Linked DNA regions of Homo sapiens: region 1 is linked to region 2. Evidence: read pairs that join two places in POLR2A ChIA-PET (ENCODE). Cell type or tissue: Panc1. All regions are shown on one strand. Links, peaks and the distances in the headings refer to the core of each region. The heading gives the core; the rest is flanking DNA. Region 1 has its middle 100 kb from the start of TRC-GCA5-1. Region 2 has its middle 48 kb from the start of TRC-GCA5-1.

What was found. ChIA-PET counts read pairs that join two places held together with the same protein. Peaks named below come from ENCODE experiments on the same cell type or tissue, not always from the same donor. Only the 100,000 strongest peaks of a DNase experiment are listed, where the experiment ranks them.
Region 1: POLR2A ChIA-PET joins it to region 2 with 13 read pairs; 3 of 35 experiments call an interaction of 5 or more read pairs at or near these places.

What each region holds. Positions count from the first base shown.
Region 1 is chr15:79,633,009-79,648,439 of GRCh38, reverse strand. No RefSeq gene overlaps it. Among named protein-coding and RNA genes, the nearest start is that of TRC-GCA5-1, 100 kb to the left of the region's middle. RefSeq lists enhancers at 8,281-8,859, 10,262-10,833. In Panc1, for the core only: no CTCF peak of the experiment used is centred there; a DNase peak (open chromatin) is centred at 8,009.
Region 2 is chr15:79,785,407-79,800,837 of GRCh38, reverse strand. No RefSeq gene overlaps it. Among named protein-coding and RNA genes, the nearest start is that of TRC-GCA5-1, 48 kb to the right of the region's middle. In Panc1, for the core only: no CTCF peak of the experiment used is centred there; a DNase peak (open chromatin) is centred at 7,657.

The sequences.
Region 1 (15,431 bases), core at 4,356-12,355, 150 kb after region 2:
AATTCAAGATGGATTAAAGACTTAAACGTTAGACCTAAAACCATAAAAACCCTAGAAGAAAACCTAGGCATTACCATTCAGGACATAGGCATGGGCAAGGACTTCATGTCTAAAACACCAAAAGCAATAGCAACAAAAGACAAAATTGACAAATGGGATCTAATTAAACTAAAGAGCTTCTGCACAGCAAAAGAAACTACCATCAGAGTGAACAGGCAGCCTACAAAATGGGAGAAAATTTTCGCAACCTACTCATCTGACAAAGGGCTAATATCCAGAATCTACAATGAACTCAAACAAATTTACAAGAAAAAAACAAACAACCCCATCAAAAAGTGGGTGAAGGACATGAACAGACACTTCTCAAAAGAAGACACTTATGCAGCCAAAAAACACATGAAAAAAGGCTCACCATCACTGGCCATCAGAGAAATGCAAATCAAAACCACAAGGAGATACCATCTCACACCAGTTAGAATGGCAATCATTAAAAAGGCAGGAAACAACAGGTGCTGGAGAGGATGTGGAGAAATAGGAACACTTTTACACTGTTGGTGGGACTGTAAACTAGTTCAACCATTGTGGAAGACAGTGTGGCGATTCCTCAGGGATCTAGAACTAGAAATACCATTTGACCCAGCCATCCCATTACTGGGTATATGCCCAAAGGACTATAAATCATGCAGCTATAAAGACACATGCACACGTATGTTTATTGCGGCATTATTCACAATAGCAAAGACTTGGAACCAACCCAAATGTCCAACAATGATAGACTGGATTAAGAAAATGTGGCACATATACACCATGGAATACTATGCAGCCATAAAAAATGATGAGTTCATGTCCTTTGTGGGACATGGATGAAATTGGAAATCATCATTCTCAGTAAACTGTCACAAGAACAAAAAACCAAACACTGCATATTCTCACTCATAGGTGGGAACTGAACAATGAGAACACATGGACACAGGAAGGGGAACATCACACTCTGGGGACTGTTGTAGGGTGGGGGCAGGGGGGAGGGATAGCATTGGGAGATATACCTAATGCTAGATGACGAGTTAGTGGGTGCAGCGCACCAGCATGGCACATGTATACATATGTAACTAACCTGCACAATGTGCACATGTACCCTAAAACTTAAAGTATAATAATAAAGGAAAAAAAAAACTTAAAAAAAAATATTTGCTAGTGATTTCCCATTAAGTAAGATGCCGGGTTGGAGCTATAGTATGTGTATTCTATCATGCTTGGGAAATATTCTTCAATTTTTTATGACTGTTTTGATTTTTCTTTTCAGTATCTATGGAGATGATATGATTTTTATTATTAGCCCTGTGATGAATTATATTAATGGCTTTTCTAATATCAAACTGAGATCTGTCTTCCCTGGTAATATCTGACCCTTTTTCTCCTTTCACTCCAAGCATTTCCATCCTGACCAATTTGTGTTTTACTCCTAGTAAAACTACTCCTAGTAGTTTCTCCTTAGTACAGGGCTCTGTCCTTTCCCTGAGATTTCTGACCAGTCCCACCCCTTCAAACCTTCCATCATAATCTTTGGGTAACTTACCTACAAATTAGAACTTGAAAAACCCACTTTCTTTTTGACTGTTGTTATCATATTGGACAGTTGGGTCCTCTGGTCTGAGGGATCCATTCCTTTGAGGGGGTGAGTGCTTGCAGGTGATTTCCAGATTTCTTAGCTCTTAGAGTCCAGGAGTCCAATTGTATGCCCCCTGGTTGTGCCCATACAGTTGTGAGACTCTTGCTGCCGTTGTTTGCAGTCCATGTTCTGAGGTTCTTGGGAATATTTTATTGGCTAGTTTGATTTAAGACATTGCGTATGGTTTTTCTTTTTTGTTTTTGTGAAAGGATTGGGAGGACCCTATGTTTAAGCCACATTTTGCCAGCAGATGAGGTCTTCAATTGCATTTAAAATCCTTTTGTATGTATTGGTCTAACTAGCATTCTATTTCTTCTTGTGTCAATTTTGGTGTTTTTGTATTTTTTCAGAAATTTTTAATTTCATCTTGGTTTTCAAGTTTATTTTACTCATCATATTTTAAATACTTGTGTGTATGTAATTATTTCTCCCTTCTTATTCTTGTCCTGTTTACTTCATCCTTTCTCTTTCCCTCTGTCTATAGTCAGTCTCACCAGAAGTCTTTCATTTTCAGTAGCTTGATTGATAGGGAACTATTATTTTCTAGTTCCCTAATTGTACTTATCTTTGATATTTACTTCCTGCTTCTTTTATTTGTTCTTTTTTCTTGCTTCTTGGATTAAATAGTTTGTCTATTATGTCAACATTTCTTGTTTGCTTATGAATGCAATACTTAGAACTAAAAATATCCTTTTGCTTTAGTTATATCTCACATATTTTGACTTGTAACGTTTTGTCATTCAGCAATAAGTATTCCACAATTTGTCCTGTGATTTCCTTTATTTTAATGGTATGCTTCTAAACTTTCAGCAATTCAGCCTTTTAAAAATTAACAGATAGCTTTTATTTTTTATTCCTACTTTCATTACCAGAGAACATTCTTAATGTGACCTCAATTTTTTTGGAATTAATTGAGGCTTTCTGTGCAGCCTAATAAATACCACCTACAAAGTTCTATGTATGTTCAAAAGAATGCTACATTTATATTGAACATATAAAGTCCCCACATGTTTTAAAATGTCAAACATATTAATTATGCTATGCAATATTTTATATCTGCATATTTTTAATCATATGATCAGTTTCTAAGAAAGAAATGTTGTATCTCCTATTAGAATGGTTAACTTATTTCTCTTTCTCTTTGTATTTATATCTGTTATGTTGCTTTATACATTTTTGATATCTTATTAGATATACATCATCTTTATTTTTCCTTTTATTGGTGTATAATATATAGCTTTGTCTTTTATATTTTACCCAAAAGATTATCTTTTGTCTGATATTAAACTTGCTTTTTTGGTGTGGTTCATATTTGTCTGGTATATGTTCTTCCCACTTTATTGGTATCATTTAAAAAAAAGTTTCTTGTAGGCAATGCATTGCTGAATGTGGTTAGATTTTTATTGCTCCTCTTTCTTTTATTCCCTCTTAAATTTAATAGAAGAGCTTCCTTGGGTAAGTTCACTTCATTTGCATTTATTGTAATTAATGTAATGATGGGGCATTTTCTGCCATCTTATTTTGTTCTATTTATTTTTATTTATTTATTCTATTTTCTACTTAATATTTTCTTCTGCTGACTTCAAAGTTATATATTCTCTTTTCAGTCTTTTCCAGATTACCCTTGATTATTCATCCCCACAGCTATGTCCATTTTCTCTGTCACTTTCTTACCCTTATCTATAATTATGTCATGCTCCAGACTAGACAAATGCTTTAGTGTGCCATTGACTTCCTCTGGTTTCCCCTTCTTTACTTCTTTCCTCCCTGCCCTCCACCCCTGTATTTTGGTATCATCTAGAATTTTAGTTCTGAAATGTAACGGGTATCCTTTTTTTGTTTTTGTTTATTTAGTCAACATTAAATTTTACTAAGTCATTTATTTTGTAGATATTGTTGAATTGTCCGGATATTTTTGTTACTGCTAAGACATCTTTCTAAGGATGATTTCAGTCGTAGGATGATAAACATTATGAGGTTTTGTAAATCTGAGGATGCTTTTTATTTTCTACATTTAAAATTCTAGGTTTAAACTCTTTATTTTTACATGAAAATATTACCTATTATTGGTTTTTGTTATTCTGAGGCTTATTCCTTTAGGAGATATGCCTTTTCTCTCTGGAAATGTCTAGGATAGCCTCTTTGTTTGTGTGTATTTTATTTAATTTCACCACCACAATATGTCTGTTTTTGCCCCTCATCTGTTCTGTTTGACACTCTAACAGCCATTTATATTTGAGAATTTACATAGTTTTACAGTTTGGGGAAATTTTTAGTCATTAGATCTTCAAATGTTTCTGTCTTTTCATTTGTCCTTTTTTTTTTTCTTTTCAGGCTCCTATTATATGGTTGTTGACATTTTTTTTCTATCATTCATATCTGAGGTAGTTTTAAAAGATAACCCCCAAATTCTGTGACACATTTTCCACTGAGAGGTGGAGTCTGTGTTCTCCATTTGAATCTGAGTGCTGTCGCTGATTCACCAACAGGATGCAGTGAACGTGATGCTGGGCTGGTTTCCAGGCTCAAGCCTTAAGAGACTGATTTATGCCTTTTTGTCACTTCATTGTTATTTTTGAGATTGAAGAAATTGAAGTTAACAGTATGTTCAATCTATCATGTTTAATGTTAGTTGGAAGTCTCTTCCTGGTGATTTGGACAAATACATAGATTGTTTCTCAGTGTTTAAAATATATAAATTTATACCTTTTACAGCATTTTGATAGTATTGATCATCCTTTCCTTAGAGTCCCTTTTTTTTTTTTTAAAGAAGATGATTACTTTCTTGTCTTACAACTTTCTGGACTCAATTATTCTGTAAGCTATGCTCATTGTCTGTCTCCTGCAGCATTCACTGTCCTCAAATGCCATGTAATTCTAGTGTGCAGAGAAGCCATTCCTGGCTTTTTTTTTTTTTTCTTCTTCTTCTTCTTCTCCAACTCTTATTTCTCTGTGTTTAGAAGTTTTAAGTCATCTCCCCCTGGCTCATTCAGTTCAGAATTAGATCTTAGGTTAGAGGCTTGAGGCTCCTATCCCACAGGGACATTTCAGATAAGATTACTGAGCCAGTGGGTAGCCTGGCCAACATACTAGATGTGTAGGTGTCTGTAATCCCTCCTGTGACCTTGGACAACAGTTTAATGTAAATAGCCAGGAGGTGGCCCTAGCTTCTTTAAACTGCTGTTTGTGAGTCAGGGATCCCCACCTCAGCCCTATCACTGTCCCTGGTTTCATGTGGAAGGCCTGACACACATCCCCTGCCAGGTGTTAGGAGCTTGTTTGTGTTGTCTTGCAGAAGATGAACATGGGCTGCTTCCATCTTGTCTTAGTCTATGTTGTGCTGCTGTAACAGAACACCTAAGACTAGATACTTTATAAAGAACAGAAACTTATATTCTCACAGTCCTAGAGGCTGGGGAATTCAAGACCAAGGCACTAGAATCTGGGGAGGAACTTCTTGTCATATCTCCACATGGTGGAAGGTGGAAGAGCATAACATAAGAGCAAGCTAGGATCAGTTTCCCCCATCAAGCCCCTTTGTAAAGGTACCTAATTCCAACATGAAGGAGGCACCTTCATGGCCTAATCTCCTCTTAATACAATCACATTGGTAACACCTGAATTTTGGAGAGGACACAGTGAAACCATAGCAGGTCTATTAAAGGCTCTGGGTCCCAGTAGGTCCACAGTCTTACCCCTGCCCAAGACTAAGTGTTGCTCTCCTATTTCCGATTCATTGAGATGTTTACTTTGTTTTTTATTGCCAGTCCCCTATGTTGTCATTTATTTTAAAATTCATTTTTAACTTTAATTTTAGGGGTACATTTGCAAGTTTCTAACATAGATAGATTGCATGTCATGGGGGTTTGGTGTACAGATTATTTCTGTATTTGGTATACAGATTATTATGCTCTGGTAATGAGCATAGCACCCGATATGTAGTATTTCACTCTTCACTCTTCACTCTCCTCCCATCCTCCACCCTCAAGTAGGCCCTGGTGTCTATTGCTCCCTTCATTGTGTCCATGTGTACTCAATGTTTAGCTTTCACTTACAAGTGAGAACATGCAGTATTTGGATTTCTGTTCCTGCATTAGTTCACTTGGGATAATGGCCTCCAGTTCTATCCACATTCCTGCAAAAGAAATGATCTTATTCTTTTTTATGGCTGTGTAGTATTCCATGGTATATATGTACCACATTTTCTGTATCTAGTCTACTGCTGATGGGCATTTAGGTTGATTCCATGTCTTTGTTATTGTGAAGAGTGCTGCGGTAGTGATGGCAGGGCAGATGCCCATGCATTGGCCTGTTAACCTTTTTTTAAAAGTATGGTTATGTTTAAGATTAATTACTGCTTTGATTTAGAGCAAGAGGATGTGTTTTTTTTTTTCTAAAAATCTAAACTCAGCACCATCATGAACATAGCTGAAAACTTAGAAATATTTTGCCCTTTGACTTGGTAGCTCAGCAATTAAAAATTTAAGACCTTATCTGAAGAACACAATTAGATCACAAGGGATTTAATAATTTATGTTAATAACTTATGGTATAGCAGTTCAATAGAATAACCCTACCAATCCCAGAGACTCTAACTGGGTAGGTTTGGAAAGGTTTTTTTAAATACTTTTTTTTTTTTTTTTTTTAAATCCACAGATGATTCTGATTTGCCTACAGGATTGAGAACCACAGCTATGAGGGTGACTAATATTCTGGAAAATGGATTAATTTTAATTCTAGGATTATGTTTTATACAGAGATCTCTTAACCTAGAGGTTGCTAAACTCCAGCTCACAGAGCAAATTTAGCCTGCTTGCCTGATTTGTTGGCCTGTGAGCTAGGAAATATATTTTACATTTTGAAATTGTTTTTAAAAAAGCAAAAGAATAATGATACTTCATGATGTATTAAAATTACATGAAATTTAAATTTTATTGTCTGTACATAAGATTATATTAGAACACAGCACACTCATTTATTTATGTATTATTTAGGACTGCATTTTTGCTAGTGGAGGAACTGAGTAGGAGTGACAGGGACTGAGTGACCCACAAGGCTTAAAATATTTACTCTCTGCTCTTTTACTGGTCTTGTTCTAAACCAGTTCTTACTCTTGCCACTGACTTTACAGTGGTTGTTTGGGTAACTTCTGCAAATGGGTGTGTACACATGTGTAGGGTGAGAGGCATTCTTCCTTACTTTGTAGCTGAAAATAGGTCATCCTACTATGAGCTGTGAAGTCTGAATATGTTTCCCCTTGTTCCACTAAACTCAATACAGGTACACCCAAAGGAGTTTCAGAAAATAGTCACTAGGACCCATGGGAGAAGGGCAGCCTTCCACTTTTGCTGATTTGATTAAACCACCTAAGAAGGGATTGCACAGACCAAAAATAAGCTCCAAACCAAAGATGGTATTGCCCAGTCGGTAGGCCATTCAGCCTTCAGTTCCTCACGAAAGAGCTTTTAAAGCCACGTATGACTAGATCAGCAGGTTTCTTCCAGCTGGTCTCATCAGAGAATGAGCCTTTGCCATGGGATCTATATAAGAGACTTACTTTAAGCTACTCTTCACTTCTTAGGATTCTCCCAGTTTCTGACATTAAGCTTTTTGGGTCATTCATATTGCAAATTTGCTTTTTGCATTTGATGTTGAGCACTGTCTTTGACCATCAACCTTGCTCCCTCCTTCACAGTTCAAGCTCTTGCTAGCTTTTCTTTTTCAGGTTATGTTGTTTAAGCACCCTGCCTATTTACCCTCTACTCTCATCCTGCCTCAACATCACTACAATCACTGGATCAGCAGCCTCTATGATGCTTACCATCTGTCCTGAAAGCCAGGAATAAATAGAATATAAGATATGAGATGCTACAGGTGAAAGCACCTATTGATCACTGGGAATGGGGGTTGCATGATGGAAGAGAGCTGAAGTGGAGACTAGGATCAATGCTGTTAAAAGGCAGAAAACAATCAGAAGCAGAAATGCAGATATAAATGCATTTTGGAGCACACACTAAGAGGATGTCAGCAGGACCTGTAGGCATCATGGTGATGAGTGCTGCTGGCAAATGCCTGAGACACTGAGTCTGGGGTGATGGAAGATTGAGGGAAGGAAGGAGAGGAATGGAGGTGGGAAGGATGGCAGAAAAGAATGAAGTATTTTGGGAGATAGTACTTTATATGGGAAATAGTCACACGGGGAGTAGGAGGAGTTTGGAGCCTGATATGCCTCAGCAGCAGAGGCCTTTCCCACCTCTGCTTTGCTGTTTGTCAACTGGGGCAGGTCCACTGTAGGACAAAAGAAAATCCTTCTGGGAAGGTGGCCAGCACCACTCGTGGCATACTGCAGGCCCTCCCTGGGGTAGCTCTTTTCCTACTTCCAATTCCTATCTTAGAGCTGTTGCTGTGTCACCACCATGACTCAGAGCCTGTGGAATCTTAGGCTGGGTTCATCAGCTCAGAAAGGTCTGACTTCAGTCATTTATGGGGGCACCAGAAATGACATTGTTTGGTGTCAGTGACCTCTTCCATGCGGTGAGCAAAGAGAGAGGCATTTTTACTTAATTTGATTATTCTATGGGTAATTTAGGTGTCCCTGCATTCTATTATGGCTAGACAAAGCATTAGCCCAGAAGCACATGCAAACTAAATTATTATTAAGTGAAAGCTAAGTGAAACATAATGGCATATAATAGGGATCACAGAGTTATTGCTAAACAAATAGCCTCTGCTTCCACTTCTACCCCTCCATGCTGCCCAGATTCTGACACACAAAGTCCCCTCCTTATCTGTGGTATGGGGACGCCGCTGGTGCCTAAAGAGGAGCATCACTAATGCTTCCTGATAAGGCTTTGGGCATGGAGTACATCCCCAGACATGCACACTCATTTGGCAGGGCCTCTTGTCTGTGGAAACTATCTCCTGCACCTTCTCAAAAGGTGATCTTCTACTTCACGGGGTCAGCTTAAGATCACTTTTTGCCAGGGGCCAGCATGACCCTCCTTAGGGCTCCCAGGGCCCTCTGAGCTTTATTCCATCACATCATCTAACACAGTGTATTGTGATTATCCAATTCTGTGATCCTCTCTTTTTCAAGTTTCCTAGCTTCTTGAGGACAAGCGACATGTCTTATTTGTCACTTTATCCTCTACAGTGTTACTTCTTAAACTGTAATGAGCAATGGAGCCACCAGAGGATCTTGCTGAAATTCGGAGTCTGATTCAGCAGGTCTGGGGTGGGTAAGATGCTGCTTCCCTAATGAGCTCCCAGGTGATACCAAAGCTGCTGGTCCAGGGACCACTCTGGGTAGCGAGCAAAGCCTTAATGCCTAACAGTGCCCAGGCTAAAGTAGGTGTCAGAAGCACAAATGTTCTGAGCTCAACCAGAGTATCACACATCAAAGTACCTTGAGAACTGTAAAACATTTATGAGCATGTTAGCAGCAGATGTAGCTACTTTTTTTTTTTTTTAAATAGATCTGCTACCATTTTTCAGCTACCAGAGTAGCCAGTTGAAAAGTAAAAGTCACAGATCGGTTATCTGCATGGATTTTTAAAAAGTAATGAATGTATGGGAAACAAAAACTGTTTGGCTGATTTTTCTTTTTTTTTTTTTCCACGAGCTGATTGAATTGGCTTTATCTTTTTGTGTTGGGGACTGGTATTTGGATATACTGGTATCTGTTTGGAGACAGATACATGTTTCATCTCTGTTCAATTTTTAAAGTGCGGTCTCCTCTAAAATGGATTCAAAGTTAATTCACTTCAAGAAGTAAGGGAGACAGAGGTGAGCCTTTTACAGTGATTGGAACATGTTTACTTATCATTCAAATTCCCTACTTCTGCTCATCCATGTAGGTGAATTTGAAATCTGTAGCTGGGTCCTGAATTGCAGCTGAGGTTACTTAGTTACTGATAGACCATCTACACGGGATGAGGATCTGAACAGAAAAGATCACCAATTGCTCCTTCCCCAACCCCTCTATCCTCTAGTATCCAAGGACTGGACGTGACATACTCAAGCTCTGTGGGACTGACTTGAACCCCCACCCAAGCCTTCTAGCCCTGCTGATGTTTTTCTAATGGGAAGCTGCATTTTCTCTCTTTTGGAATGGATTAGCACTGAGGTTGGTGGACTTCAGCAAATTTTCCTGGACAGTAAAATCCTATGGATGAAATTTAGTCCTGCCGTTCTTGGAAAAGTAATGATTTGAACACAAGTGGGCTTCAACAGGCGGCAACTCAGTTTGGATCAGTGGTTAATAGGCTAAGCACTGAAGTCAGATCTCTTGGATCCAAATCCTGGCTTTGCTACTTGCTTTGCAGGGGTGGGGGTTGGGGTGTTATTTAAAAGCTCCCTTCCTCAGTTTCCTCAGTTAGGTTTTGAAGGGAAGGCGAGGGTTGAAGAAAGACACACACACAGAAAGAGGGCAACTCAACAGATAATGCAGGCTTTATGTCCAGCATAAAACCTACCGAAGTGGGGGACCAGCCTAACGCCAGAGCCCACCACTGCTTACAGGCTGGGGGTACTTATAGGTATGGGCGGGAGGCATCTTGGCAGTATGGCTTGCTGCCTGGCAGGATATTGATAAGATGCTCCCGTGATGAGGTGGTTCTGGCCCTTGTTCTGGCAGGATGTCATCGTTGTGTTCCTTGGACCTTTGTCCAGCAAGATATGATAGAAAAGTTTTTTTAGTTGGGCCTTTGTCCGCCTTGTGGTCAGGTGGTTGGGCAGGATGTTTCTCATGGCCTGAACCCCCATGAAATGTTTCACTTTGACCAAGGTCTGTGAAATAGTGGGGAGCTTACAAAGTGGTGCAGTTTGTCCTAACAAGGATGGCTATGAAGAATAATGGAACAATCAACACAAGCCACTCAGCACAGTGCCTGGCATGGCAAACACTCAGTGAGTATTAACTATTTTGATTGCTATTTGGATTTTGCCTGCTTAGGTGGACATCTAGATGTGCTACAGCCGCTGCTTGCCAGGAGCTGGATTAATCAGGATGATTTTAGCAAGTAATAGGAAACTTGGCTCACAGTGGCTTATGCACTAAGGGCATTGGTTATTTCACACAATGAGAAGGTTAACTTAGGAGAAGCTCCAGGGTAGGTTGACTCAGTGTCCCATTGTTGTCATCAAGGACACAGGTTCTCTCTCTTCTCTCCACTAACCTCAGGGGGTGGCTTGATCTTCAGGCTGCTTCCCCTCATGAGTATAAGGTGGTGGCAGTAGCATTAAGGACAATGTAGATTCTTCCTTGTTCATATCCAGCTGGAGAGTTTGAGAGAAAACCTCTCCCTGGACTATGGAACATTCATATTTCCCTTCAGTCTAATGAGACCAGCAAGGGCTAGGTGCTGTCCTGAACCAGTGACATCTGCTGAGGGGCTGACGGATCACTTAGCCTAGACCAGGAACCCTAAAGTTGACCAAATAAATAAACTACTTGCAGAGCTCATAAAATATAGTTTCCCGGGCCTAGTGAGTCTGATTGCTAGGGACAGGGCCCAGACATAGGCATTTCAATGTGCATGCCAGATGATTTTGATGCAAACAGAAATACTGAGCTTGGACTAATCAGGAGCCATCTCTGGAGCGGGGTACGAGGTTGACCCGCAAGCACAGAAGAGTGTGGGCGTGGGAAATGCCAGAATAAAATCAGGTTCAGCCAAAAAGGTGGGAATGACAAAAACAGTACCCCCTATAGGAGTATGGAAAAGGTCAACCATCAAGGACCCAGATACTGAAATCCAATGGCCAGTGGAACAACTTAGCAATGCCAAAAACCATTCACTGATTCAGTATCTTCTATCAAATACTTCCTAAGGCAAGATACTGTGCTAACTGCAGTAAATAAGCCCCCTCAAGCTGCAAACAGTATAGTGGGGTAGGCAGACAAATAAAAACAAGAAAGGGGGAATGGCCTTTGTGTTTTTAAGATGCAAGGATGACCGTGTGTGAGATTGTGGGAGGAAGGAAGAAGGCACTGGCACGCATTTTCTTTGATTGCTAAAGGGACCTCCAAAGTACGAAGATGTGATGAACTTGCCCACTCTTCAACTGCTTTGTCTTCTGCTTTCCAGAGATGGATTATCTCAGAGCAACCAAGAGAGCAGAGTCCTTGTTTTGGCGAGGTGGAAGCGGAGAGGCCGACAATTCTGTCGTTGCCCTTGGGGAGAGGACTCTGAAGCTCATGCTGTCTTGGCTGGGCTGCCCTTGGGGCTGGTCAATCTCAGCCTTGACTCCCTTGCTGTGGGGTGATGGTAGATGATGCGAGTGAAAATGCTTTGCAAACTATGAATCACTGGGTACCCCTGATGGATAGTGATCATTAATATAGAGCTTCGGTCTTGTTCAGTCTCACAGTCTGACTCATGTGCTGGGGATGACAACTAAGAGAGAAAAGAGGCCAACTGTGTATTAAAGACATTTGTCATCCACCTCTGGTCTGAAAGTGTCCTCCCAAAGACAGACACCCAGCACCACTGATTAAGTAACAATGGTAGCAACAATTATGACACCTTAAAGCTTCTGAATGCTTTATATCTTCAAAGGGCTTATACATAAATGATCTCATTTGATGTCTGGAGTCTGGTGATGTCTGCTGGTCTGAAGCTCAGAATTCTTCAGTGTGGGCTGTCTGCCACCTCCTTGTGATGTGTTTGCACCCTGCTGCTAGGAAATGTCATGCCTCCTCCTCTGTCTTCCCCTTCCTCACACACAGCTGCCCATCTCCTCTTTATTGCTGCTGTTTTGCTTTGAAGTAACTTCTTCAAGCCATCAGCTCAGACAATCTGTTTCTAACATTGTCTCCTTTACTGATTTCCCTTGACAATTTCAATACCATGTCGAAATCATCTCAGGCTGTAAATATAAGAACCAGGGATGTATTTAATAAAAAAAAAAGAGACTTTGGGTATAAAACACTTGCTTTTGCTAAAAATCAGAGTTTAGTAAATGATGTTTGACAGGAGGGAAAGAGAAAAACGGAGGCCTTGCATCCTTTAAACATTCTCCTTTCCTAGAGGGCTCTTGGATCTGTTTTCTTTATAGTTTCAAGTCTCCTGGGAGGCAACCTGACAATGGCTCATTATGAGTCTCCCAGTGTATTGACATTCAGGACATATTGCTTCCCATCCCCAACCCATCTGGCTTCGTCTCACTGCAGGAACCAGGGCACAGACTCAGGAGACTTCTGGGATAAGACTTCCCTCCACACCTGCTGGTACCTGTAAAATGCCAAATGGATCTGCCTTGTCAGGTGATGGGACAGGACTGATACATGGAGATCTGGATGCTGCAGCCTCAGGAAGCTGGGGGATTTGGAGGAGCAGAGGTTAGGCAGTGAGGGGTTGAAATCCCAGCCCTCTACGAATGAGCTGTGTGACGTCAGGTAGCTTCCCCTCTGAGCTTCTGTGTACTATTCTGATAATTATTGACTCTCTTTCTGGATCATAGGCCTCAAATTCCTGGATGTGTACAAGGGTCAGAAGAGAGTCCAAGCAACAAGGCTCTACAGACTGACTGCTCCTAGGCCAGGACACTCACACAGGACACAAAGGAGGTGAAGCTTAGCTGTTTTCTGTCTTCTGGTCAAGATGCTGCTTAGTGAACAGGGAAGGCACTGGGGCTCTGTACTTGCCTGTTTACTACCCCCAGTGAACCTGCAGTTTCCAGGAGTTCTAAGAGAGTCTGAATAGATTGGCATTTCTACACCAGAAGACACATGCTCTTTTCTTTGTTCTATTACAATCTCCGGGGTACCCCAATAGTGTCTTTCCTGGGGAGTCTCACAGTGCTGCTGACCCAGGTTCATAAGATCCACACCCCCATTTCCTATCACCATCCTGTGTGGAGGGTTATCGTGTTCTCAACAATTTGGGGCCTTCCCTGTCTTTCCTTGATGGTGACTACACCATGCGCTGCTATGAAAACAACGCCAGATATTTACATTCTGTTAGTCCTTGAAGAATTGTGTGAGTGTGTGTGCACCTATGTGCCTTCTGAGCTGTGTTTTAGTGTAACCCTATTTCTGCAGTCTAATCCACACATTTCTAAAATATAAATTGACCTTGAACGTGCTAATAGCTTTTTTTTTTTTTTTTTTTTTTTTTTTTTTCTGAGACAGAGTCTCGCTCTGTTTCCCAGGGTGGAGTGCAGTGGTACAATCTCGGCTCACTGCAACCTGTGCCTCCTGGGTTCAAGCGATTCTCCTGTCTCATCCTTCCAAGTAGCTGGGACAGTAGGTGCATGCCACCATGCCTGGCTAACTTTTGTATTTTTAGTAGAGACAGGGTTTCACCATGTTGGCCAGGCTGGTCTCAAACTCCTGACCTCAAGTGATCCACCCACCCTGCCCTCCCAAATGTTGGAATTATAGGCGTGAGCCACTGTGCCTGGCCAAACAGGCCAATAGCTTTTATTGTTTATTTTACTCTTCATAAATAGTAATGGTAGTTAAGTCCTAAGTTTGGTGTGTGTGAGTTTAAATGAGATATTGCATGTAAATCATTGAGCACAGAGCCTGGAACCTAGACCATGCTGCTGTCAGGGGAGGGATATCAGCAGTGTCAAAATCATCAGAGATGTCAGGGACGTGAGCTTTGGATGTCCCCAGCGGGGCAGGGGGTGGGGTTGGATTTTCAGAACAAGGCAAAGGCATTTTCTGGGCACATATCTTCAACTGCTGACTGGGAGATTTCACCATTTTATTTCTAACTGAGCATGTCCAAAACTGAATTCATATTGTTTTCTCTAAAACCTGATGTCTTCAGCTTAGAGTTCTGCAGAGCTTTATATTCCTAAGCATTAGGATTTGCAAACAGGTGGCCTGTGGGCTGCATCTGGCTCACAGAAATGGCTCAAGTAGTCTTCCTTAAAAAGTGGAATATTATCATGTGTTAAAGTCAATAGAGTTTACATTTTAAAATCCGTATTTCTGGATTCTCTTGGAAAAGTAGCAGATCTGGCAACATCAGGGCCCGGTGGCAGCAGTTGGCTGGTCTGACTGGTACTTCAGATGGGATGTGCCCTCCAATTTTCCACAGTGTCTTCCACTCCATACCAGATCTTTGATATTGAAGCCCAGGTACTACATGCCATTTAACCATCACATAAGTCTATGACACAAGCTGGGAAGCTGAGGTGATAAGATGACAAGGAACAGAGATGTGAAAAGAGCTGGCAAAGCTAGGGAAAGAATGCAAAATAAAAGCCTTGCTATAAAGATGAAATGAGATGGAATAATGAGCAGATTATAGAAAACTAAATTCATAATGTGAAGGGAAAGCTTGAGGAACATTTCTCAAAGGTAGCAGAAAAGACACTTAAAAGTAACCAGAAAGAAAATAATGACAAGGGAACACAGACAATAGATAGCAATATAGAAATATTTGACAGTTTTGAAAGACAGCAGGTGAGAGCAACAGAATATTCAAAGACATCATATTGAAAGGGCCCTCTAAGTTCCAGACAACATTAATAAAAAGAGACTAATACATAGGCATATCCCGGTTAAATCCTGAATTTCAGCCATGGCAAAAGAATCTGATCTGCTGCCAGGTAGAAAAAAAAATTAATATGCTGCCATGGGATTTTTTTAAAAAGAAAAAAATAGGTTTTCAAAAAGCGAAAAAGAATGAGGCTTGCTGAGAAGAACCTTTCTCACCAGTATGGAGTACCATATGTCTTCGTTAGTTCAGACTGCTATAACAAAAATACCGTAGACCAGGTGGCTTAAACAATAGAAATTTACTTA
Region 2 (15,431 bases), core at 3,382-11,381:
TATAGACTTTAAGGTATCAGTTGGCATCACAGAAACAAACAACATAACGGCTGTAGTTCAACGGAGTGAATTTGATCAAAGTGTCCATAAATCAAAATCCTGTCATTGAAACCAAATGAAGCAAAACAAGGATATGTAAAAAGTACAAAAGGGCAACCCTTATGAAGGTTTCAGCTGCCATTTTTGCAGAAATTGACAAGCACATCCTAAAATTCATATAGAAATACAAAGAACCCAGAATAGCCAAAAAAATTATTGAAGAACTCAGCCTTCTCAACTTCAAAATTTACCACAAGACTGGGCGCAGTGGCTCACGTTTGTAGTCCTGACACTTTGGGAGGCCGAGGTGGGAGGATTGCTTGAGCCCAGAAGTTTCAGACTAGCCTGGGCAACATAGCAAGACTTCATCTCTACTGAAAAAATAAAAAATAAATATAAAAAAACTCACCACAGAGCTGTAGTAATCAAAATAGTGTGGTATTAGCACAGGGATAAACATATAAGTCAATGGTGTAGAATTGAGACTTCAGAAATAAACCTTCACATTTATGGTCAATTGATTTTTGACAAAGGCAGTAAGATACTTAAGTGTGGAAAAAAATATTCTTTTCAACAAACTGTGCTGGAACAACTGAATATCCATATGCAAAAGAGTGAAGCTGGACCCCTGCCTCACAGCATATGCAAAAATTAACTTGAAGGAATCAAAGACCTAAATGTCAAAGCTAGAATTATAAAATCTTACAGGAAAACATAGGAGTAAATCTTCATAATCTTGGGTCAGGAAATACTTTATTAAATATGAAATTAAAAGCAAATATGGGGGCCGGGCGTGGTGGCACATGCCTGTGTTCCCAGCACTTTGGGAGGCCAAGGTGTGTGGATCACCTGAGGTCAGGAGTTTGAGACCAGCCTGGCCAACATGGTGAAACCTGTCTCTACTAAATACAAAAATTAGCCGGGCATGGTGGCGGGTGCCTGTAATCCCAGCTACTTGGGAGGCTGAGGCAGGAGAATTGCTTGAACCTGGGAGGCAAAGGTTGCAGTGAGCTCAGATGGCGTCACTGCACTTCAGCCTGGGCAACAAAAGCAAAACTCCGTCTTAAAAAAAAAAAAGCAAATGTGACAAAAGAAAAAACTAGATATATTGGACCTTGTCAACATTAAAAAGTTTTGTGTTTCAGAGGATGTCATCAAGAGAGTGAAAAGAGAACCCATGGGAAGGAAGAAAATATTTACAACCTGATAAGGGGCTGGTATTCAGAACACTTACAACCCAATAGTAAAAAGACAACCCAATTAAAATAGGCAAAGGATCTAAATAGGCATTTCTCCAAATAAGATACAACAATGGGCTGGGCGCGGTGGCTCACACCTGTAATCTCAGCACTTTGGGAGGCAAGGTGTGCGGATCACTTGAGGTCAAGAGTTCAAGAACAGCCTTGACAGTGAAACCCTGTCTCCACTAAAAATACAAAAATTAGCTGGGTGAGGTGGCACGTGCCTGTAATCCCAGCTACTCGGGAGGCTTGAATCACTTGAACCTGAGAAGCAGAGGTTGCAGTGAGCCAAGATTGCGCCACCACACTCCAGCCTGGGTAATGGGAGTGAAACCCTGTCTCAAACAAACAAACAAAAAGATACAAAAATGGCCAAAAAGCACATGAAAAGATGCTCAACCCACTAGTCATTAGGGAAATGCAAATAAAAACTACAATGAGATACCACTTCACAACCACTAGTATGGCTAAAATAAAAAACACAGATGATAACAAGTGTTGATGAGGATGTGGCAGAAATTGGAGGCCTCATACATTGCTGGTGGTGATGGAAAATCATGTAGCTACTTTACAAAAACAGTTTGGGGGTTCCTCAAAATGTTAAATACAGTTACCATGTGATCCAGCAAATAAGAGCTATGAAAACACACATCCACAGAAAAACTTGAACGTAACAGCCAAATATGTTGAATGTAAATAGCCAAAATTTAGAAACAGTCCAAATGCCCATTAACTGATGAATGAAGACAAAATGTTGTCTATCCATACAATGGAATATTACATAGCCATAAAAATAATTAAAACACTGATGTATGCTATGACATGGATGAACCTTGAAAGCAGTATCCCAAATGAAAGAAACAGACACAGAGGTCATATACTGTATGATTTCAGTGACATGAAATGTCCGGAATAGGCATATCTATAGAGACAGAAAGTGCAGTGTCTTGTTTGGGGCAGGGTGGTTGGGGGAAAATGGGGAGTGCCTGCTATGGGTATGATGTTTCTTTTTAGAATGGTGAAAGTGATCTAAAACTGCTTGTGGTGATAGTTGCACAACTCTGGAATATACTAAAACCACTGAATTATGCAATTTAAACTACTTAATTTTATGGTATCTGAATTATATCACAATAAAGCTGCAAAAGAAACAGGTAAAGCCTCGAATTACTCTCCCTATGTCAGCTCTTCTTTCAGAAACAGCACTATCAACAGCATCAAGCCCATTTAAGTAAGTGTATACAACTCATAAGCTGTGATTACAAAGCCCCCTATGACTCCTTTGGTCTGGAGAGACATGTTTATTCACAGGGCCACAGGCAGGGCCGCCCTTAGGGGAAGCTACAGCTGCTCTGGGTAGAGAAACGATCAGGAACATAATAAGGAGCAGGTGTAAATTCGAAGAAGCGTCTTCTAACCAGTCAGGCTTAAAGTTGAGATTTCAGGAATTTGGTCTTGAGATGGTCCTAATTCTTACATGCAGGCAGTTAGACTTCCCTGACATAGCTTTGCGTTAGGGCAGCCCAGATGAATTCAGTGAAACTGAAAGACCCAGTGCTTTTTTATTTTTTATTTTTTTAATTTTTTGGCAGATAACCTTGGGAAAGGGAAATGGGTAAATGCTGTCTAAACTATCCTACACGTGGGGCTTCCATTCGTCTCAAGGTGCACCTGCCCCAAATGCTATCCTCTGATTGACCAAAACTGGCTAAAAGGATGAGAGGTAGCTCACTAGATGGAAAACGGGGAAAGAGCCATTTCAAGCAGAATGAACCACCTGTTCAAAAACAGTGAAAGGACTAGACACAGTGGACTGGCCTCCTCGAACCTCGCTCCCAGCTCCCAGTGCTACAGGTCTGTCATTTCGTCGGCCTCATCCCTCCCAGGACTCGGTTTTCTATTGATTCTACCACAAGTGAGTTCTTTATCCAGAGCTGTCAGCAGAGCTGGTATCTTCTTTGTTTTTCTACCTCCATGTCTAACCCTGTGCTTTATCCAGGGTAGGTGCTTAATAGGTCCTTAGTTTGTTTATCAGCGATTAATTACGATATAGTGTATAATGGTCTTTAGTCTTCTTGAGAAGACTAAGGACAGTTTAAACATAAAAAAACACTAAGGAACAGAGGTCTGTGATAATGTGATTTGATGATTGCACATCAGCCATAAAGGATTAAGAATTTCTTGCTTTCTTTAAATTGACTTATCAACTTGAAAGTCTTTTTTAACCAATGAGTTTTTGCTGTGTTTGCTCCAGTTACCCCAGAGACTGTCAGGTTAGGGGAGGAATAAGAGTGAGACACCATATCTCACCCATCTTTGTAGAGAAGCTATGAGACAGGGTACATTATGGATGTGTCTACTGATTGGTTGGAAGATGTCACAGGCACAGATAAGGAAGGCCAGCAGTTCGGGACAGATCAAGCTGACTTAAAGGAGGCTCCTGATTCGGCCTTTCGTGGTAGAATAAATACAGGCGTCATCCCTGGATGCTGTTCCGTACTGACTCGCCTGGTTTGGCTGCTGTTCTCAGCAATATCAAGTCCAGGGAGAGTGACTTTGGGATCATGCATCCACCTGGGGGCATAGAGAGTGGCCTGGTTTCAGAGGCTTCTTTGAAATCTAAGAACAGTTCAGCCACAAGTCGATGGAACCCTTAGTTCTTTTTTTTTTTTTAATTTTCTTATTCTTTTAATTTTTATTTTAGGTTCGGGGATACATGTGCAGGTTTGTTTTATCAGTAAATTCGTGTTGTGGGCGTTTGTTGTAAAGATTATTTCGTCACCCAGGTACTAAACGTAGTACCTGGTTATAGTTATTTTTTCGGACCCTCTCCCTCCTCCCACCCTCCACTCTTGAATAGGCCCCAGTGTCTTTCGTTCCCCTCTTTGTGCCCATGTGGAATCCTCAGTTCTTATTTCCATTATTGCAAATAGAAGCCTAACTCAATTCCCCACTCCCTGTCTCTAAGGAGTGATTTGCAGATGGTTAGAATGAAGCCTGAGCACCAGGACCCTCTAGATGGCCCAGAGGAGTATGTTGGGAGCTGGCTGGTTGGCCTCATTCATCTGCTGGCCAGCTCAGCCTAGCAATGAGCACATTCAATTGTGAATACAAATGGAAGGAAGTGCTTCAGACCCTAAAACAAAGAAAATGATAAATAGCCTCATTTTATCTATCCAATTTCTTTTTACTTTGTTATCTAATTTTAAGTTATTTCATGATTTATTTAATAAATCACTGTTTTGGAAATGACAGAAAATGGAATTTGGCAAAGGGAGATTGCCTCTCATCTGCAATCAGCTTTGGAACTTAGTAGCTGCTGTCCAGGGCTCCTTGTATGTGAGCATTTTGAGGTGGCACCCATGTCTCACCATCTTTCTTTATTTTTCTTTCTTTCTTTCTTTTTTTTTTTTTCCTGAGGCAGAGTCTTGCTCTGTTGCCAGGCTGGAGTGGAGTGGCGTGATCTCAGCTCACTGTAACCTCCACCTCCTGGGTTCAAGCGACTCTCCTGCCTCAGCCTCCTGAATAGCTGGGATTACAGGCACACGCCACCATGCCCGGCTAATTTTTGTATTTTTAATAGAGACAGGGTTTCACCATGTTGGCCAGGATGGTCTCGATCTCGACCTCAGGTGATCCACCTGCCTCGGCCTCCAAGAATGCTGGGATTACAAGCATAAGCCACTGCGCCCAGCCGTCTCACCATCTTTCTAGTCTCCCTCCCCTTCTAGTCTTCCCCAGGAACCCAGTGCAATGCTCTATGCCATGTTATAAGTTGGAAATCTACAAGCATAGGGATCCCTGTGTCATCAATGGCTAGCTGGCTGACCTTGGGTGGTTCACCCACCAATCTAAAGCTGTTCTGATTATTACAGTACCGGACACTATATTACAGAATATGGTAGACTTGTATTTCTATCAAATGTTATCAGGGTTGGAACTAAGATGAGACAAATAACCCTGTACATGTGTGACTCTGAGAGTGAATTCCTCATTAAATTTTGCACTCCAGGCCCCCCACTTGCCTCACCCCAATCGTGACCCTGGCTATTATACAAACATAGTTAATGAGCGCACTTTCCTCAAAGAGAACTTGGAGGATATGTCCTTATATCAGCAGTTCCAGCAAAGCAGGCAGGAACAAAGTCCACAAGAGGGATTCGGGTCCTGTTGTGGTTCAGAGAAAGGAGATGTCATTTCCTGCTAAGGGCATCCTGGAAAGCTTCATGGAGTAAGTGACATCTGATTGGCAGCCCTGAAGGATGGCTAGGATGAGGCAGCTGAATGATATAAATAGCAGCACAACCTTGGGAATAAGCATGATCAAGATTTAACTTTGCCATTAACTAGATATATGACCTTAAACAAGTCAGTTGGCAAATAAGAGATCTAATTTCCTGATTTATAAGGTGCTCTAGTGATTGCTCCTATAAATAGTGGCACAGGAGCATCAGAAAAACCTAGTGCTTCTGAAAATGATGCAGAGATGGTGAGTACATCCCTTAATGTTTCCTGTGGACCAGTGGCCACATGAGGAAGATGCTAATTGGGTTGATAGAAATTGGTTAAAGTGTTGAGCTGCGATTGGCATGGGATGTGTTTGGGCACTAATTTTAATTTTAGAAACAGAAAATGTTCATAGCATTTTCTCTCTTCTTTTTCCTCTTTTCTTTTTCTTTTTTTTAGACAGGGTCTCACTGCGTCTCCACACTGGAGTGCAATGACATGATCACAGCTCACAGTAACCTTGAACTCCTGGGCTCAAGCGATCCTCCCACCTCAGCTTCTCAAAGCACTAGGATAACTAGGTGTGAGTCAGTGCACCTGAGCTAATAATAATATTTTCTTATTATAAAGGTTTTTGGAGCCGGACATCATGGCCCATACCTTTAGTTCCAGCTACTCAGGAGGCTGAAGCAGGAGAATTCTTTGAGCCCAGGAGTTCAAGACCAGCCTGGGCAACATAGCGAGATCTCATCTCAGAACAAATTGTTTTTTTTTTTTAACTTCTTCATAACCTTGCAACTGATGTGCAACTTCTTGGATAATGATGAATTCCTATTTGTAATATATAGCTTTAAAAAGATGGAATTGTATTATTAATATGGTTCTAAAATAACATTTCCCCTGTGCTTCATAATATAGCCTGGGCAGCTTTCCAAATCAGCATACCTAGATCTACCTAACTTTCTTTTTAAGTCTGCATAGTTTTCCATTGTATGCTGGTAACAATATTTTCTATCCAGTCCTTTGTTGATGGTCATTTTAGTTGTTTTCTAGGCAAATAATTCTGCAGTGAGCATACATGTACATACACCATTAAATATATAGGCCAATATATTTGTAGGGTAAATTCTTGGATGTGGAATTGAGATGGCATCTATATCATCCTGAAAGATGAGTTTGTTTTGCTAATTACTAGTGAATTTACACTGAATGCCTGAATATGAAATATGAACTGGAAGAAGGTGAGACTGGGAGCAGAGAGGGAGGTTAGGGACTGCCCAGGAGGAAGGTACTGATAGGACATTCCTATAGAGTTCCAACTCTATAGGAATCATTTTTTGTGACTTAAGGCCTCAAGTCCTGTTAGTGACAGAACAGAAATAATGTATTTGAATTGGAGAAAAGGGATGGATTTGGCTAACATGGAGTTAGAAAAACATCTTTCTTCAGAGGAGCATTGTAGAAATAATCTTCTATAGTTGAAACAGTTTCATTTAATTTAGTTAAGATAAACAGTTTCTTAGACAACGATTTCATGTTTCATGTTTTTCCCCGTTCCTGATTTCTCACTCTCAGCTGATGACCTTGTTTCCTATTTCACTGGGAAACTAGAAGCAACTATAAGAGAAATTCCAAAAGTTCCCATCAATACAGTTATCTATTACTTGTGAAGATGATTCTGTGGTTTTTCTCTTCAACTATGTTATTATGGGGACTTATATTAACAGACTTCTTTTTTTTTTTTTTTGAGATGGAGTCTTTATCTATCGCCCAGGCTGGAGTGCAGTGGCATGATCTTGGCTCACTGCAACCTCTGCCTCTGGGGTTCAAGCCAAAACTTTTGCCTCAGCCTCCCGAGTAGCTCGGATTAGAGGCACCTGTCACCACGCATGGCTAATTTTTGTATTTTTAGTAGAGACAGGATTTCACCATATTGGCCAGGCTGGTCTTGAACTCCTGACCTCGAGTGATCCACCTGCCTCGGCCTCCCAAAGTGCTGGGATTATAGGCATGAGCCACCATGCCTGGCCAATAGACTGCTTAATATGAACCTTCCTTGCATTCCTGGAATGAATCACACTTAGTCATGATGTATTTTTGTTGTTGGCATTAAACTCTAATAATTAAAAAAAAAAATAAATTTTAGGCCAGGCACAGTGACTCATGCCTGTAGTCCCAGCACTTTGGAAGGCTGAGGCGGGAGGTTGGCTTGAGCTCAGGAGTGTGAGACCAGCCTGGGCAACATGACAAAACCGCATCTCTATAAAGTATACAAAAATTAGCTGGGCATGGTGGCTTGTGCCTATAGTCCCAGCTACAGGAGGCGGAGGTTGGAGGATTGCTTGAGCCTGGGAGGTCGAGGCTGCAGTGAGCCATGATTGCACCACTGCACTCCAGCTTGGGTGACAGAGTGAGACCCTGTCTCAAAACAAAACAAAACAAAAAATGAAAGCAAAAACAAATTTTTATTGTATATGTTTAGGGTATACAACATGATGTTATAGGATACATTCAGATAGTAAAAAGGTTTCTATGGGAAAGCAAATTAACATACCTGTTATCTCAAATTGCTACCCACTTTCCTGAGGCAAAAGCAGCTAAAATATATGCATTTAGCATGAACCTAGATTTACACCAATGCTATTGTCTATAGTCATCATGTACCCAGAGCTCTAAACTGATTCATTTTTACATCTTATTGTTAAGTGAGATTAGACTTTTTCTGTGAAATATTTGTAGGTTTTGGTATTAAAATATTTTTACGTGTGTATCCTTTACTCCCTAGAATACTACCATTGCAAATAATCTGATCTTTAGAACTTTAGTTAGAACTTTCCTGTGAAACCATTTGCACCTGGTGATTGTTTTAGGGGTCATTGGAGACTCACTCTGATGACTTTATTTCCTCAGTGACAGTGTCCTATTTGGACTTTATATCTCTATTGTGATCGGTTTTGGTAAATTATATTTTCCGAGGAAGTTATTCACTTTATCTTTGAAAAATTATTTATATAGGTTTGTACATACTAATCTCTCATGATTTAAAAATTTCCTGTCACGAATATTTCTTCTTTGAAATTTCTTATTTTGTATACTTACATTTTCCCCTACTTCTTTTTAATTGATACATTCAAAATATATTAATTTTTATTTAATAATTAATTTCTGCTTTTATTCTTTTGAATGTTTTCCTTATTTTTTTTCTGATTTATTTCATTTTCCTTTCTCTAATTAGTTGAGTTGGGTATTAAATAACTTATTTTCATTTTTATCCTTATTGATATAGTTATTTAAGGATATATAGATTTTTTTTTCTCTAAAAGCACTACTTTAGTTGTATTTCTAGATACTAGTGACTAGTATCTAGTACTGTCATTATTGGGGTTTTCTAGAAATTTTGCAATTTCAGTTTGCATTTCCCTCGACCCGAGTTGTTTAATAAAGAGTTTTAAAACATTTCCAGGTAAAAGGCATTATTTCAAACAGTTTGTCAGTAATTTATAGTTTCATTGTATTGTGGTTATAAGCTTTTGACATTTCTATTTTTGCAATTAATTTAGATTTTCTTTGTAGCTTAAAATATAGTCTCTTGTCATAACTGATCTATATGTACCTGAGAAGGAGATTATCAGGATATAGGCTTGAATATATAGTTGTTAGATATATTTTTTGATTGATTTAGATTTTCTATATCCTTGCTAAGTATTTCTCCCTTAATTTGTCTAAGTCTGAGGGAGGTATTTTAAATTCTCTTATTATTAGTGTGAGTTTGTCTATTTTTCCTTTTGTCTTCTATAATTTCTGCTTTGTGCAAGTTGTTGCTGTATTATTTTGTGCATACAGATTAACAACAATAACGTCATTATACATGATAGCTTTTAGCATCATAAAGTATCCTTCTTTATCTTGTCTAGTGCTTTTAGTTCTAAATGATAGCATATTTGACCATGACACCTGTTTTCATTTTATCTTTGCCATTTAAAATTAATTTTTTTTTACTTTTTAATTTGATCTTTCTGATTACTTAGTTTTGTATGTGTTTCTTGAAAAAACATAGGGTTGTATTTATTTTGTTAACAGTTTTTTTGAGTGGGTGCATTTAGCCTATATACATTTATTGATATTAGTGGTAGGTTTTATGTCAATAGTCATATGTTTTCCGTTGCACTTACTATAAACACATGAAGTCCTTTACTCTTTGGCTTCCTGGTGTGAAAACCTAACATAAACCAGCTTAAACAAAAATGTAGGACTTTTTGGAAGCTCATTAGGATGGCTCATGGAAGATAAGGTGGAACTAGAAACCAGGGCAGCAGATGGAAGAAACATTAATAGCTGGATTGACAGAAACTTGGGGTGAAGCAGAGAAGAGATGGTGGGGGGAGGATGCAGAGACAGTGGTTGGGACTGAGACTGTGGATGGGTGGGCACCTGTGGAAAACCACCAGGGGAGCTTTCAGACTATTGAAGAAATGCCCAGTGCGTTTTAAGAAGATTGTCTTATGTGTGATTTAAAAGAAATATTTAAAAATTTGACACAGAAAATGAATATTCAATGATGTTATCACACTTTTTTGAATAGATTTTTTTATTGTGGCAAAATATACATTACATAAAATTTATCATAACTTTTTTTTTTTTTTGAGACAGGGTCTCACTCTGTGTCGCCCAGTCTGAGTGCAGTGACACAATGATGATTCACTGCAGCCTTGACTTCCTGGGCTCAAGTGATTCTCCTACCTAGCCAAGTAGCAGGGACTATAGGCACGTGCCACCTGCCTGACTAATTTATTTTTAATTTTTGTGGAGATGGGGGGTCTTGCTCTGTTGCCCAGGCTGGTCTTGAACTCCTGAACTCAAGCAATCCTCCCTCCTCAGCCTCCCAAATTGCTGGGATTACAGTCATGAGACGCCACACCTGGCGTCATCTGAACCATTTTTAAATGTATAGACTTTTAGTACATTCACACTATTGTGTGACCATCACCACCATATAGCTCTAGAACTCTATCAACCCAAACCTGAACACTAAACACTAACTCCCTATTCCTGGCCTCCCTCTAGCCCCTTGTAATCACTATTTGACGTTCTGTCTCTATGAATTTCACTGTTCTAGGTGCCAAGATATAAGTGGAATCCTACAATATTTGTCCTTTTGTGACTGGCTTATTTCCCTTAGCATAATGTCCTCAAGGTTCCCTCATGTTGTAGCATATGCCAGAATTTCATTCCTTTTTAAAGCTGAATAATATTCCATTGTATGTATATACAACATTTTGTTTATCCATTCTTCCATTCAACTGTCGATGGACATTTGGGTTGCCTTCTCCTTTTGGCTATTGTCAATAATGCTACTACGAACATGGGTGTACAAAATCTGTTCACATTCCTGCTTTCAGTACTTTGGGGTCTATACCCAGAAGTGAAATTTCTGGATCACATGGTGATTCTATGTTTTCTTTTTTTTTGAGACGGAGTCTCACTCTTATTGCCCAGCCTGGAGTGCAGTGGCTCGATCTCAGCTCACTGCAACCTCCACCTCCGGGGTTCAAGCAATTTTCTTGCCTCAGCCTCCCGAGTAGCTGAGATTACAGGTATCCGCCACCATGCCTGGCTAATTTTTGTATTTTTGGTAGAGATGGGGTTTCACCATGTTGGCCAGGTTGGTTACGAACTCCTGACCTCAAATGATCCACTCGCCTCGGCCTCCCAAAGTGCTGGGATTACAGGCGTGAGCCACCACGCCCGGCCTCTATGTTTAATATTTTAAGGAACCCCCATTCTTATGCACAATTTTAAGTTGTTGGGTCTATTGGACTTTCCAAGTTTCCAAACTTTCAAAGTCTGCTAAACACACTAATGCCTATGTTACCCATGACACCTCTCTCTCTCTCAAGCTCTACATCCAGTCCTTCATTGTTGATGTTACCTGAGAAATAGCTCCCTCTGGCCAGGCGCAGTGGCTCACGTCTGTAATCTCAGCACTTTGGGAGGCCGAGGTGGGTGGATCACTCGAAGTCAGGAGTTCGAGACCAGCCTGGCCAACATGGTGAAACTCCATCTCTACCAAAAAATACAAGAAATTAGCTGGACATGGTGGTGGGTACCTGTAATCCCAGCTACTCAGGAGGCTGAGGCAGGAGAATTGCTTGATCCCAGGAGGGTGGAGGTCGCAGTGAGCTGAGATTGTGCCACTGCATTCCAGCCTAGGTGACAAGAGCGAACCTCCATCTCAAAAAAAAAAAAAAAAGAAATAGCTCCCTCCTCAATCTATGCACTTTCTTTCCATCTCCACCATCACTATGGTTGTCTGAATGGTCTTTATCTCTCTCTGGGCCACTTCACATCCACTATTGTTTCTCTACAATCTGCTGTTCACACTGCAGCCATGGTATAAAATGTATGCCATAGGATTCCTCTGTAGTCTAAGAACAGGCAAAATTATTTTATGGTGAGAAAAATAAAAACAGTGGTAATTGTGGGTGGGGGTGTTGGAGGTTGATTGGAAAGGATTGACAGAACTTTCTGAGGAGATGAACTATTCTGTATCTTATTTGGGTATTGGTTATACTGGTAATTACATTTGCAATACTCAAATACTCATTGATTTGTACAAGTACCTTTTTTTTTTCTTTTCTTTTCTTTTTTTTTTTTTTTTTTTTGAGACGGAGTCTGGCTCTGTTGCCCAGGCTGGACTGCAGTGGCGCAATCTCGGCTCACTGCAAGCTCCGCCTCCCGGGTTCACGCCATTCTCCTGCCTCAGCGTCCTGAGTAGCTGGGACTACAGGCGCCCACCACCACACCCAGCTAATTTTTTGTATTTTTAATAGAGACAGGGTCTCACCGTGGTCTCTATCTCCTGACCTCGTGATCCGCCCGCCTCGGCCTCCCAAAGTGCTGGGATTACAGGCGTGAGCCACCGCGCCCGGCCACCTTTTTTTTTCTTGAAAATTATAGCCATGCCTTTCATCACACCTTAACCCACCCTAGACTCTCCCTCCCACCAACACCTGAAATTCCTTGCTGTCTTTGCTTTGCTCTCAGGTGAAAGACCACATGTTTGCCTTGACCTGCATGCCACAGCCCACCTACAGCTCCTCCCCTGTCTCTCATGGCACTTGCCCTCTTTCTGCATATACTGCTCATGTGGCACTCTTTGGCTTCCTCGGCTCCCTCTTCCACGGGGACTTAGGATATGCGATTCCCTCTGCCTGGTATTCTTTTCTGCCTTCTCTTCGCTGAGTCAATTCCTATCTATCCCTTAGAATTCAAGGATATGTCATTGACCCAGGAAAGTCTTCTCTGACCCGCCAGGCTGTAAGGTGCTCTCCAGCCTTATGTACAGCTCTTTTGTTCTTATGACTCTATGATTCTGTGTCAAGTTGTATCATTATTTGACTCCTGTCCATCTTTTCTACTGTAAGCTGCATGACAGCATGTCTGAGTTCACTCATCAGTCTGTCCTCAGTACCTAGCATAGTTGCTGAGTACATGGTAAATGCCCAACAAATGTTTGTTTGGAAGACTGAAAGACAGACAAACGGAAAGAAGGAAGAGAAGAAAGAAAGAGAGGAAGGCAGAAGAAAGAATGATAAATAAATAAATAAATAAATAAAATTTGGAGAAGTCAAAGAAAAACATTGTGCTGCATGTTTGAGGGAGAAACAAATGGAATGGGATGTGAGTGAAACCCAGAAGACACAGGGCATTTGAGTAAAGGTGTTCCTACGAGAATCTAGGGCTGAAGGAATTCACAGAAATCTTAGAGAGGGATTGGATTCCCCATAGAGCCCAAAAGAGGAAGTTTGAGTCAATTCTATCTGAATTCAAAGGACGAGGTGACCCTTGCAGGACGATTATCTGGGTGGCCTTGAGCTGATTTAGTTTCTCCCCTGCACCTGTCTCATTTGTAGTTCTCAAATATAACTGTAGAATGTGCTGGCAATGCAACATCCTGAGATAAGGGGGAATTGACTGGAACATCCCAGGCTCTATTAAGTCCCCCCTGGAGAACAGGAATGCTCTTCAACACCTTAGCCCAGTATGTCATGTTACCCAGAGGTATATAATCCGGGACAGGCTGCCATTTGGGGTTCCTCAGCTGTGGTACAAGTGTGCCATGTGAAGATAAGACTCCATCTACCCCAGGCAGCTTTTCTAAGCTTGGGGGGACCAGGTCACAGTAAATGCTAGGTTTCTGTCATCCCTTGCTGTCTATCTGTAAGTAATGAACCTGCTTCTTGTCACTTGTATATGAATGTATTCTGTCTCACTGACTCAGACAAGTTGGGAACTAGTGCATGGTGAACCTACTTCACAACCATCCAATGAGGATACACATGCCGGTGAAGTTCTTAGTAGGGAGCAGCCTCAAAATAAATGTTAATGCCCTTTATCCCTTCTTTCTCCATTGGGTGAAGGCCTTAAGTTGCACTGTGGTACCGTTACTCTTTTGTTTGTCCTTGTTCATCTTTCTCTTGCCCATCAAAAGCAAAGAAAAAGAGAACATGTTACCTTGCTGTTATTTTTTTTTTTTTAACTTTTAAGATCAGGGGTACGTGTGCAGGATGTGCAGGTTTGTTACATAGATAAACATGTGTCATGGGGATTTGTTGTACAGATTATTTCATCACCAGGTATTAAGCCTAGTACCCATTAATGATTTTTCCTGATTTTCTCCCTTCTCCCAACCTCTGCCCTCTAGTAGTCCCCAGTGTGTAAGTGTTCCCCTCTATGTGTCCATGTGTTCTCATCATTTAGCTCCCACTTATAAGTGAGGACATGTGGTATTTGGTTTTCTCTTATTGCATTAGTTTGTTAAGGATAATGACCTCCAGCTCCATCCATGTCCCTGCAAAGGATGTGATATTGTTCCTTTTTATGGCTGCATAGTATTCCATGGTGTATATGTACCACATTTTCCTCATCCAGTCTATCATTGATGGACATTTGGGTTAATTCCATGTCTTTGCTATTGTGAATAGTGCTGCAATGAACATATTCATGCATATGTCTTTATAACAGAACAATTTATATTCCTTTGGGCATATACCCAGCAATGGGATTGCTGGGTTGAATGGTATTTCTGTCTGTAGGTCTTTGAGGAAGCACCACACTGTCTTCCACAATGGTTGAACTAATTTATGCTCCCACCAACAGTATAAAAGCATATCGTTTTTTCTCCACAACCTTGCCAGCATCTATTGTTTTTTGACTTTTTTAATAATAGCCATTTTGACTGGTATGAGATGGTGTCTCATTTTGGTTTTGATTTGCATTTGTCTAATGATCAGTGATGTTGACCTTTGTTTCATATGATTGTTGGCTACATGTATATCTTCTTTTGAGAAGTGTCAGTTCATGTCCTTTGCTCACTTTTTTATGGGTTTTTTTTTCTTATGAATTTGTTTGTTTCTTATAGATGCTGGATATTACACCTTTGCCAGATGCATAGTTTGAATAAATTTTCTACCATTCCATAGGTTGTCTGTTTACTCTGTTGATAGTTTCTTTTGCTGTGAAGAAGCTCTTTAGTTTAATTAGATCCCATTTGTCAAATGTTGCTTTTGTTGCAATTGCTTTTGGTGATTTCATCATGGAATCTTCGCTCATGCCTATGTCCTTAATGGTATTACCTAGGTTTTCTTCTAGGGTTTTTATAGTTTTCGGTTTTAAATTTAAGTTTTTAATCCATCTTGAGTTTGTTCTTGAATATGGTGCAAGGAAGGGGTCCATTTTCAATTTTCTGCATATGACTAGCCAGTTCTCCCAGCACAATTTATTAAATAGGGATTTTTTCCCTATTGCTTGTTTTTGTCAGGTTTGTTAAAGATTAGATTGTTGTAGGTGTGTAGTCTTATTTCTGGGTTCTCTGTTCTGTTCCATTGGTCTATGTATCTGTTATTCTACTATGCTGTTTTGGTT